Regions from separate parts of the Mus musculus genome. Here region 1 is linked to region 2. Evidence: chromatin loops called from intact Hi-C (ENCODE). Cell type or tissue: left cerebral cortex. All regions are shown on one strand. Links, peaks and the distances in the headings refer to the core of each region. The heading gives the core; the rest is flanking DNA. Region 1 overlaps Slc9a9 (solute carrier family 9 (sodium/hydrogen exchanger), member 9). Region 2 holds the start of Slc9a9 (solute carrier family 9 (sodium/hydrogen exchanger), member 9).

The links. Hi-C counts contacts between places; a loop is a spot of excess contacts. Peaks named below come from ENCODE experiments on the same cell type or tissue, not always from the same donor. Only the 100,000 strongest peaks of a DNase experiment are listed, where the experiment ranks them.
Region 1: it touches region 2 in a loop (2.8-fold over the local background); 2 of 42 quality-filtered maps call a loop at or near these places.

The regions. Positions count from the first base shown.
Region 1 is chr9:94,723,314-94,727,709 of GRCm38, forward strand. The region is part of intron 4 of Slc9a9 (solute carrier family 9 (sodium/hydrogen exchanger), member 9); the gene reads left to right. Among named protein-coding and RNA genes, the nearest start is that of Mir7656, 26 kb to the right of the region's middle. In left cerebral cortex, for the core only: no CTCF peak of the experiment used is centred there; DNase peaks (open chromatin) are centred at 1,649 and 2,005.
Region 2 is chr9:94,667,428-94,671,823 of GRCm38, forward strand. It overlaps Slc9a9 (solute carrier family 9 (sodium/hydrogen exchanger), member 9), which reads left to right and starts at 2,465. Exons shown (of 16, transcript NM_177909.5): 1 at 2,465-2,809. The coding sequence starts at 2,635. In left cerebral cortex, for the core only: CTCF peaks have their summits at 1,428 and 2,697; DNase peaks (open chromatin) are centred at 1,425, 1,853, 2,497 and 3,016; H3K4me3 peaks cover 2,615 bases; H3K27ac peaks cover 2,443 bases.

The sequences.
Region 1 (4,396 bases), core at 132-4,131, 56 kb after region 2:
CCTAACTTTAGTTCCTCTATGTTAATAAGGAATGGGTATTAGCTCTCTTGAGGCTTTTGCTTCTTCTTAACTATCCAAACTGTCAGAGGCAAGAGATGCCTGAGACTTATCCTATTATATTGCTGACCTTTCATTAACTGTGATTCAGGCCATGTTTTTACAGGTCATATCTTAATTACATTTTTTTTGTGCCATATAACATGACAACAGTCCCTTCCTTCTACACCTCCTGTTGGTATTGCTTCTGAGTCTCGCTGCCAGTTCTCCTTCCAAGCTTACTTGTTCCTATTGATTTCTTATAACTTAGCATTCCATCACCAAACACTCTTCTTCCTAGGCAAACCTCTGGCTTCCTCCACAACAAGATAAATTGCTTACATGATTGTGAAGATGTTGCTGTTAATTTGCAACAAAACAGTAGCCATTGTAGGCTGCAGATTTAAGGCCTCCACAGAAACCAATGACCTGATTATTTCACACTGCACTGCACAGAGCTAAATACAATTACTCCCTTATCCCAGTGGAGAGGAATTAGGAGTGCAGAAAGAGGGGAAACATTATCCTAGGAGAGAGGAATGTACGGAGAAACTCATTTGGAAGAGTGTGAGTATTTACTGTGCATGGTTCAGGCTTTAGGGAGTAATTTCACTTCTCAGTTCTCTGTGTCTAAGGAAAGGCAATTCCATTAAAGGTTAGAAATGCGGTAAAAGGTACTGTTTTCATAACCTCCTGCCCACAGTGTTTCTATGTAGTTCATTATGTTTTCATTTTATAGTGATAAGGAGACTGTCGCAGCAGCATCCATCTACCATACTGATACAAACACCGAGGCTCGATTACTTCCCCAAATGTGAATATTTGTCGGAGGATAACTATTTGCTCAGATTTCTGGATCTCTGAAAATGTTTTTCAAAAGTGGTTAAGGGTCTACCCCACTCTGATTTGTTCTTCAAATCAGTCAATCGAAACAACACCACCACCACCACAAATTGAGACATATGAGACATGTGATAAATAACATAATCACACATGTAGTATATGCACCCATGTCACATATGCAGTATATGCACCCATGTACAGCTTTATTCACCCAGCTCTTTCAACCTCAATGAGATTTTAACCTATTCTTTTCATTTGCTTATCATGCAAGCTATGATTTAAATTTCTCCTCAAAGATGTCTGTCTATAAATGATAAAGTTGTTCAGAGCCTGGAGGTAAAACTTCATGTTACTAAATGTCTAGCACCAGTAATGGCACCGTGTTCTCAAATATTTCAAAAACCGAGTTTAGGTCCCCTAGAGGAAATACATACACAGAGCATGCAGGTTGGCTAGCATGAACTTGCTCAATTACAGCCCACACTACATGTTTCAGGAGCTGTGTCTCTAAGTTCTTCTTAGACTCAGATGATCTGCTGCTTCCACTGACCTGTAGTTTAGCTTGGCTCTTTCCATTGAATTTGTAGGGAGCGAGAAATTGATATTCCTGTTGGAAAAAATACAACTCACCCAAATGTTTTTCTCCTATTCCTTCTAAATTTAACTATTTTTCCATCTATCATATTAGGAAAATACAACTACTTTTAAAGTATCTGCTTCTAAGGTTGCCAAATAATTTCCACCCACGTCCCTCTTCCTCCCTCTAGGCTTCCAGTAGAATCAGTTACAAGAAATATGCTTAGCTAACACACTATCCTTCCAAAACATATGCTTTGATTCCATTCTTTCCACGTTGAAAATTTCCTATATTCTGGAAGAATTGAAACATTATTTTTGTTTTAAATTTCCATAAAATTAAAGAGACATAGTCTAACGTTGAGTTGCTCATAGTTATTTAAACATGTTGAAGAATTTTTGAATAGTGTTAATATTCTTCATGCGATGTAATTATGGCCATGTATGCGATGTAACTTGTCAAAGCCATGTTAGAATCATACTGGAAGAGGATGTGTTAGGATCATACTGGAAGGAGACTGGCTCTTGGCTCAGTGTCATCTGCCTGGTGGGTGAGATGAGAGCTCTCATACACAGAGGAGACAGACTCGCTGTAAAACTGAACACCAGCATCAAGGAATATTCATGAGGACTTGGAAAGAATACTCCTTTGTCTGTTAAGTCTGACAAAAATTGGATCATTTTACTTAATACAAAAATGTTAACTATAGACCTAAACCTATAGTCATATAAATGTGTGAATCGGAGGCAGGAGAATCACTACGAGTTTAAGGCCATCTGGGCTACATAGTGAGTTTAAGATCAGCTTTGTAACATAACAAAACCCTCAAAAACACCCCCTAGCCAAACGCCCTCTATTCAGCAATAGTTTATAGATAAATTAGTGCAATAATTTATAGATAATATTAGCTGAATTAACTAGTTAATCCTCCCTCTCAGAGCTTGAAAAGGGCACAAGAGGGTTGACTCAACGCTCCTCTTTGTGAGGTCATTCAAGAAGAAAAAAAATACAGAAACATTTTTTAGATAATAGTTTAGAAAATAGCTTTTGGTTTTAAGCTGAATAATTGTTAAGAGATCTGATAATTAATTTCTCAAGATAAATTTTAACTTCATCAAACATCATCAAAAAGCACCTAAAATATATATATTTTTTAAAAATGGTATTTTTCAAAATAATTTTTAAAATTATTTTATTTTGTGTAATAGTATTTTCCCTATGTGTATGTCTGTGCACCACTTGCATGCCTTGTAGCCACGGAGACCAGAAGAGGGCACTGGATCCCCTAGAACTGGTGTTCTATTCAGCCATGAGCCATAGTGTAGGTACTGGGAGTTGAACCCTGGTCCTTTGTGAGAGCAGCAAACATTTAGCCATAGAGTTGCCTTTGTAGCTCTAGCTTTTTTTTTTTTTCCTAAAACAGACTCTTGGGTAAGTTTTTTTGATTCCAATTTTCTTTTACTGGACTGAGAAAGAGAGAGGCCTTTGGATACTTAGCTGATTTTCTCCATAACTTGATTTTTTTCCCCCAGTTGATTGTGTGCTTAAGGCAGCTAAATTTCAAGAAACTCTTGATTGTTTGTGTTGAAATGAAAAGGTTATTCTCCAGAAAAAGCCAGAAGGGCTCTGACCTCAGTTTTGTGTATTTTTCACCCTGACTATGGTGAGTTCTTTGACTCTATGAGAATAAATTCCACACTAAGAAAAGTGCCCTGAAGTGAGTTTGCAGAGTTCTTATGGTGAGAAGTCTTAAGTTGTACAACCTCTCTCAAATCAGAAACATCTGTTGGGATATGTTCTCCTCCATCGAAACAATGTTCTTAGCTTAGTTATACAAAACCTGGATAGAACACTGCTCGTGATACGTTATAGGCTAAAAATATTCTTATCTAGAAAAGAAATACCCTTTTATAAATTCCGATTTTTTGACATCAAATACTATTTGAGTCTTCTATTTTGATTTATAGTTTAATCTTTTTTCTCTAATAAGACAGCTTCAAAAAACCACGAGCTTGTAAAGAAGTTTATTGAGAAAAGTAGCTTTTAGACTAAGGTTTGACTGTATAATGCTTTAGAATTTGCCCTCCCTTTCATTTAGATTTAATGATTTTTGTACAGTGGTCACTTCATTGTATAAGTCCACTAAATCAGAATCAAGAAAACATACTAGAGATAAATGTTTTACACACAATTTATTTTGAGGAGGTGGGTAATGATTTTACCCAAGGATGGAGAGTTATGTTAGCAATTTTCCTTCTGCAGATGTAAATGGCAGAGTATTAGAAATCCTGTCCCTAACTTAAGCCAACACACATTTGTAGAAAGTGATAGGAAATCGGTCCGGTGCCCCCAGACTTCAGATTTGAAGAACAGATATTTAAATTTTGAGGGTAATGTATTTTGTTTGGAATATAGAAGAGTGTTACATTCTCTCAGCATTCCAAGGATTTGCATACAGACTAGATTCAGAGCGCAACACAACCTGGTAAATCTAGAATATACTTTTATGTCCCCAAACCTGCTCAGAGTCAGAGCTGATTTTGAATGTGCTTAGAGACATCGTCATGTGTTATTCCAAATTCAGATCTCAAAATCGTTTTAAGGTTCTCATTGCTTTGCCTGCTGAGGCGAAGAGGAAGAGGTGGCTCTTTTAAAAGCCTGTTTTAACAAGCAGGTGTGAGATGTCATTTTGGTAAAATTACTTGTGGATTTCAGAGTCAGCCAAACCCTAAACATGAAGGATAGAGTTTGGGTTATATTAAAATGGACGCTGACGATGGATGGGACGACTGTCACCATGAAGAAAGCTGCTGATTTTCCTCTCTAAAACATACAAAATGAGACAACTGTGCAAGGTAAATGGCCCGACCTCCAGGGCTGAGCAGCCATCAGCTTTTGCATCCTGCCCTCTGGTGGGAAACTTTATAAATAGCAACCTCT
Region 2 (4,396 bases), core at 223-4,222:
CCAGGTTCCTGCCCCAACTTCCTTTTATGAGAGACTATGATCTGGATGTACGAGCCAAATAAACTTTCCTCGCCAAGTTGTTTTTGATCATCACAATCCAAAGCTAGTTAAGACAACCGCTGTGTTTTGAGTTCCAAACCAGGTTCCTGTGAGCTTGTGGCTTGAAGGGTTATCGTCATCAGGTGCCAGCACAGTGCCGTCATTTCCAGTTGATAATCGTCCATCTGTCAGCATCTATCTCCTTAATATAGACAGCACAGCACTTAGTAATGTTGGGAACCTTGGCTATTCCTGTAATTAGTTGTTCTAGTTTTACTAGGACCCAGAACTGTTACTGTTGGTTAGTGTCTGGGGTCAGGCAGCTCTGGTTACTAGGTTTCTTATCCAAAGAACTGAAAACACGGTTCACACAGATTCACAAAGGAAGCAAGGTAGCTGGATGGGAGCAAGGCCACAGTGCAGATTGTTGAGGGAGACACCGTCAACACTGACAGCTGGCCTCAGGACAGCACTCATTGAATCATGAGAAGGACCAGAAGAATGCTTGCAAGGGTTCGTTCTCTCCACTGAACCCACGGACCCAGGGAATCGAACTCAAGTCATCAGGTTTGGCAGCAAGTACCTTTACTCAACCGAGCCATCTCGCCAGCCCTCTCCTTTCTTTTAACAAATGAAAATTTACGGTCTTCCCAGAGACGCCTTGGATGGGATTGTAAACTGATAATATGAAAAAACAAACAAACAAACAAAAAATTAGTTACAGAGTTGAATCAGAGAGTTAGAACCAGTCTTTTGCTTGTAAATGATGTTTTGAGAGTCCTAGCTTTTACAACTGGAAAGGTAGAGAGGCCATGTGTCCTTATGCCTCAAGAAAACAGCTTTCCATTTTAATGTTCCCAGTGAAGCGTCTCTATGGACGAGAAATACTGTCTTTGTTCCAAATCGTCCTAGCCAACTGCTGTTGACAGTGCTGCCATTCTCCATGCTCCAGGCAGCAGGCTTGGGCCAGGCTTCCAGGTGAGGCCTTCCTTTCTCTACCCACAATTCCTTCATCTTCCTACACTGCCTTATTTCAACAGCAAGCTTAAAGCTTTTGAAAAGCTTGTAGAGTCAGGCAAACAATCTCCTGCTCCTTCTCACCCACTTCCTGGGTCTCTTCACAGGAAGAGGGAAAGAGATGTGGTAAGACAATCGAAGAGCAAGTCTGCCTTAAAAGCAGCAAAACCAGGAAGTTCTCTCGTTTTTGAATTTGCATTATCTTGTAAATCTAACGACTCACCTGTGGGTTTTTGAATACGGAAGGTGAGGCTGCTGGCAAATGCTTGCAAGCAATAGCTGACAGGCTTCAAGACAACTCCAGTATTAGTCATCACAGAGATGCGTGCCAAAAGGGACCATGGGTAAAAACATCTGCTGTGCACACAGATGCCCCCTGCTGAGCCAAGCACACAGAGAAAACCAACTCCAGCTCGGAGTTGCATAAGCAAAGAGGCTGAGGCACTGGAGTGCTTGATGCTCTCCCAGAGTGGGAAATTAGCTTTCCGATGGGTAGTTACCTTCCAGTGTCTATGTAGCTCAGGGAGACCTTGAATTCACAGCGATCCTCTTGCCTCAGCTTCCTGAACGCTAGAGTTACAGGTCTGTAAGACCATAATATTATTATGTGTTTGTCTCAAAGCCTTTAGTGTCATATTTTTTTCAGGGTGCCTTACAATACAGAAATGGAATTCTAATTCTATCAGAATAGAAGCCAGACATTAACACTCGTCCATTTTACCATGTGGTGAGATGTGGGGGTCTCCACAGCAGACCTGGCTGCATGGTGACTGATTGGTAAAGACAAGGAAATCTTGATGTTTGCCTAGGAAGCAGAAGAACTGGAGGTACCAGTCTTAAACACCTCCCTCTCCCTTTTCTCCCTCCCTCCCTTCTTCCCTCCATCCTCCACCTTCTCTATCTCTCTTCCTTTTTTTCTTCAACAAATTTAAATAGCACCGTTAAAGGACTGGGGCTAGACTTTTCTTTTTGATTATTTTAGTTGACCGGCAATTATAAAAAGTCAGAGAATCGTGCACTGGATCTGTGCCTCTCAACTTCAGAAATAGTCCTGTGAAATCATACCTGTCAATCCTCCCCTGGGAGGCTGTGGTGGGAGGGGAGAAACCTGAGTAGGTGAAGTTAAGGGTCTGGACTTGCCCTTTTGAATCTGAAAACTATTGATGTGCCGGGTTGAACTGTCTTACTATCAATGTACAATTTGCCAGTTGCATACAGACTAAGAAATCATGCTGGAAACAGGAGGGCCACGAGTCTGGACATCAGCATCTTGCTGGCAGATTTGACCAGTGTGGAAGATCTCTTTCCAGAGTGAATCATTTAAAGACAGAATCTTTTATGATGAAACCACCCTCTGGAGTTTGAAAAGAGACGGGGCTGCTTTAAGAGAGAAACAGGAAGTTGTAACGAGAAGCCGGTCTGAATGCTAAGCCATCTGAATTGCTTGCGAAGTAGCAACAAAGTAGCAGCGTTTATTCTGAAATTCTGTGGGCGCCAGTCTATCCTAGGCAACCCTCATCTAAGGGCTCATCCCTTGTCCAGGGATTTCTCTGAGCATCACAGTCGGTCGAGTGGAGAATGGCTGGGCAGCTTCGGTTTACGTCAGGGAAGGATGAAGATCATTTTCAACACCAGGGAGCAGTGGAGCTACTCGCGTTTAATTTTTTGCTCATCCTTACCATTTTAACAATCTGGTTATTTAAAAATCACCGATTCCGCTTCTTGCATGAGACTGGAGGGGCGATGGTGTATGGTGAGTGTGTAAATGGTGGGGTAGATGTGTAACTTGTTGCCTGGGCGTAGTAATTAGAGACTTGTGCTCAGATGGCAAAGTGCAGAAAGTGAGGGGAACATGCTGATTGAAGTGTCATTAGCTCAGCGAGAGGTGCCGCAGTGTTAGGGATGCTAACCTCTTTCCAGAGGAGCGGCAGAAATTCCGCCTGACCACAGAGCAGCTGTCACAGTGACAGGCTCTGAGGCAGCACAGTATGTGAGTCTGTTGACAGCTGCAGTCCTTTGTCATGCGGGGAGTCATGGAGCGCTAGTCATGGTAGTAGGTTGTGGTGGCAATGCAGTCAGTCAGCGCAGCCTCTTCCACAGGCAGCCAGAGGAGCCAGGCAAAGTTAAGGGAATGGCTTCAGACTGCATGGAGGAAATACCCTTTCAACTATTTTCAAGAAGAAATACTCGTAGAAACAGACCCCACCCTTGTAATGGGAATAATTGTGTCCAAATCCTTTTTCATCCTGTGAACACTATTTTAGCTTCTGATAATAAAAGTGTTAAACCAAGAATTTCCTATTTAACATTTTCCATTGCTTAGCCTGATTTAATATGGTCTTGTTTATAATACTTATTTGTGTTCTCACACCACACACACACTTCTCTCTCTCTCTCTCTCTCTCTCTCTCTCTCTCTCTCTCTCTCTCTCTCTCCCTCTCCCTCTCTCTCCTCTCTCTCTCCCTCTCTCTCTCCCTCTCTCTCCCCCTTTCTCTCTCTCTCATTTTAGACAGGTCTCACTCTATAGACAAGGTTGGCCTCAGACTCACAGTGATCTTCCTGCTTCAACCTCCTGGGTGCTGGAATAATATGTATAAGTAAGAACACCCAATTCTTTAAACTACAGAGGGGAAAAAAGGTTTTAATTTAAGGTTTAACCTCCCAAAGTGATGCTCTTTCTGTGCAAGTTACCATGGCATCCATCATTTTTGGGAAGTTTAATAAAATGTGATTATGGAGTTTGTACAGACTAGCCTGGTTTATCTAGTTTATTAAGATGAGCTACAAGGCACTAGCACTGAGCTGGTACTGAGACAAATTGTCTCACTACCAACTGACTTCATGACCCTTATCCTACCAAGTAAAAGGTAACAGCTTTGAACATAATGGGAACAGTCAAGGGCTGCCAAAACGGATAGCAAAGAACATACTTTTTGACTTCTCCTTCTTTTTGGAGGAGGCCCTTTTATATGTCTGGGCTCCAGGGAAACAAGATGAGGGCACCTTTCATGTGCTAAGCGTGTGATGGACTGATGTTAACAAGGAATGGTCCTGAAGGGAAAGCATGAGATAGCCTACCCTTGAGCCACTTGAGCTGTAGGACAGACCGTTAAGGCCATGTAGTGCAGCTTGCTTTCTCGAAGCCAATTCAGAGCTCCACTAAGTTTCTTTGTACTGAAGGTCCTACAGCACACAGCAAAACTTTTCAGGGTGGGAGAGACAGGCCAAAAGAGAAGGGCACAGCGCTTTCAGAGGCCGAGCCCTAGACGTGAGTCATTCTCCCTTTCTCCATAATCGATTTACCAGGAGCTTTCTCTATCTTGGGTAATAAATAATCAAA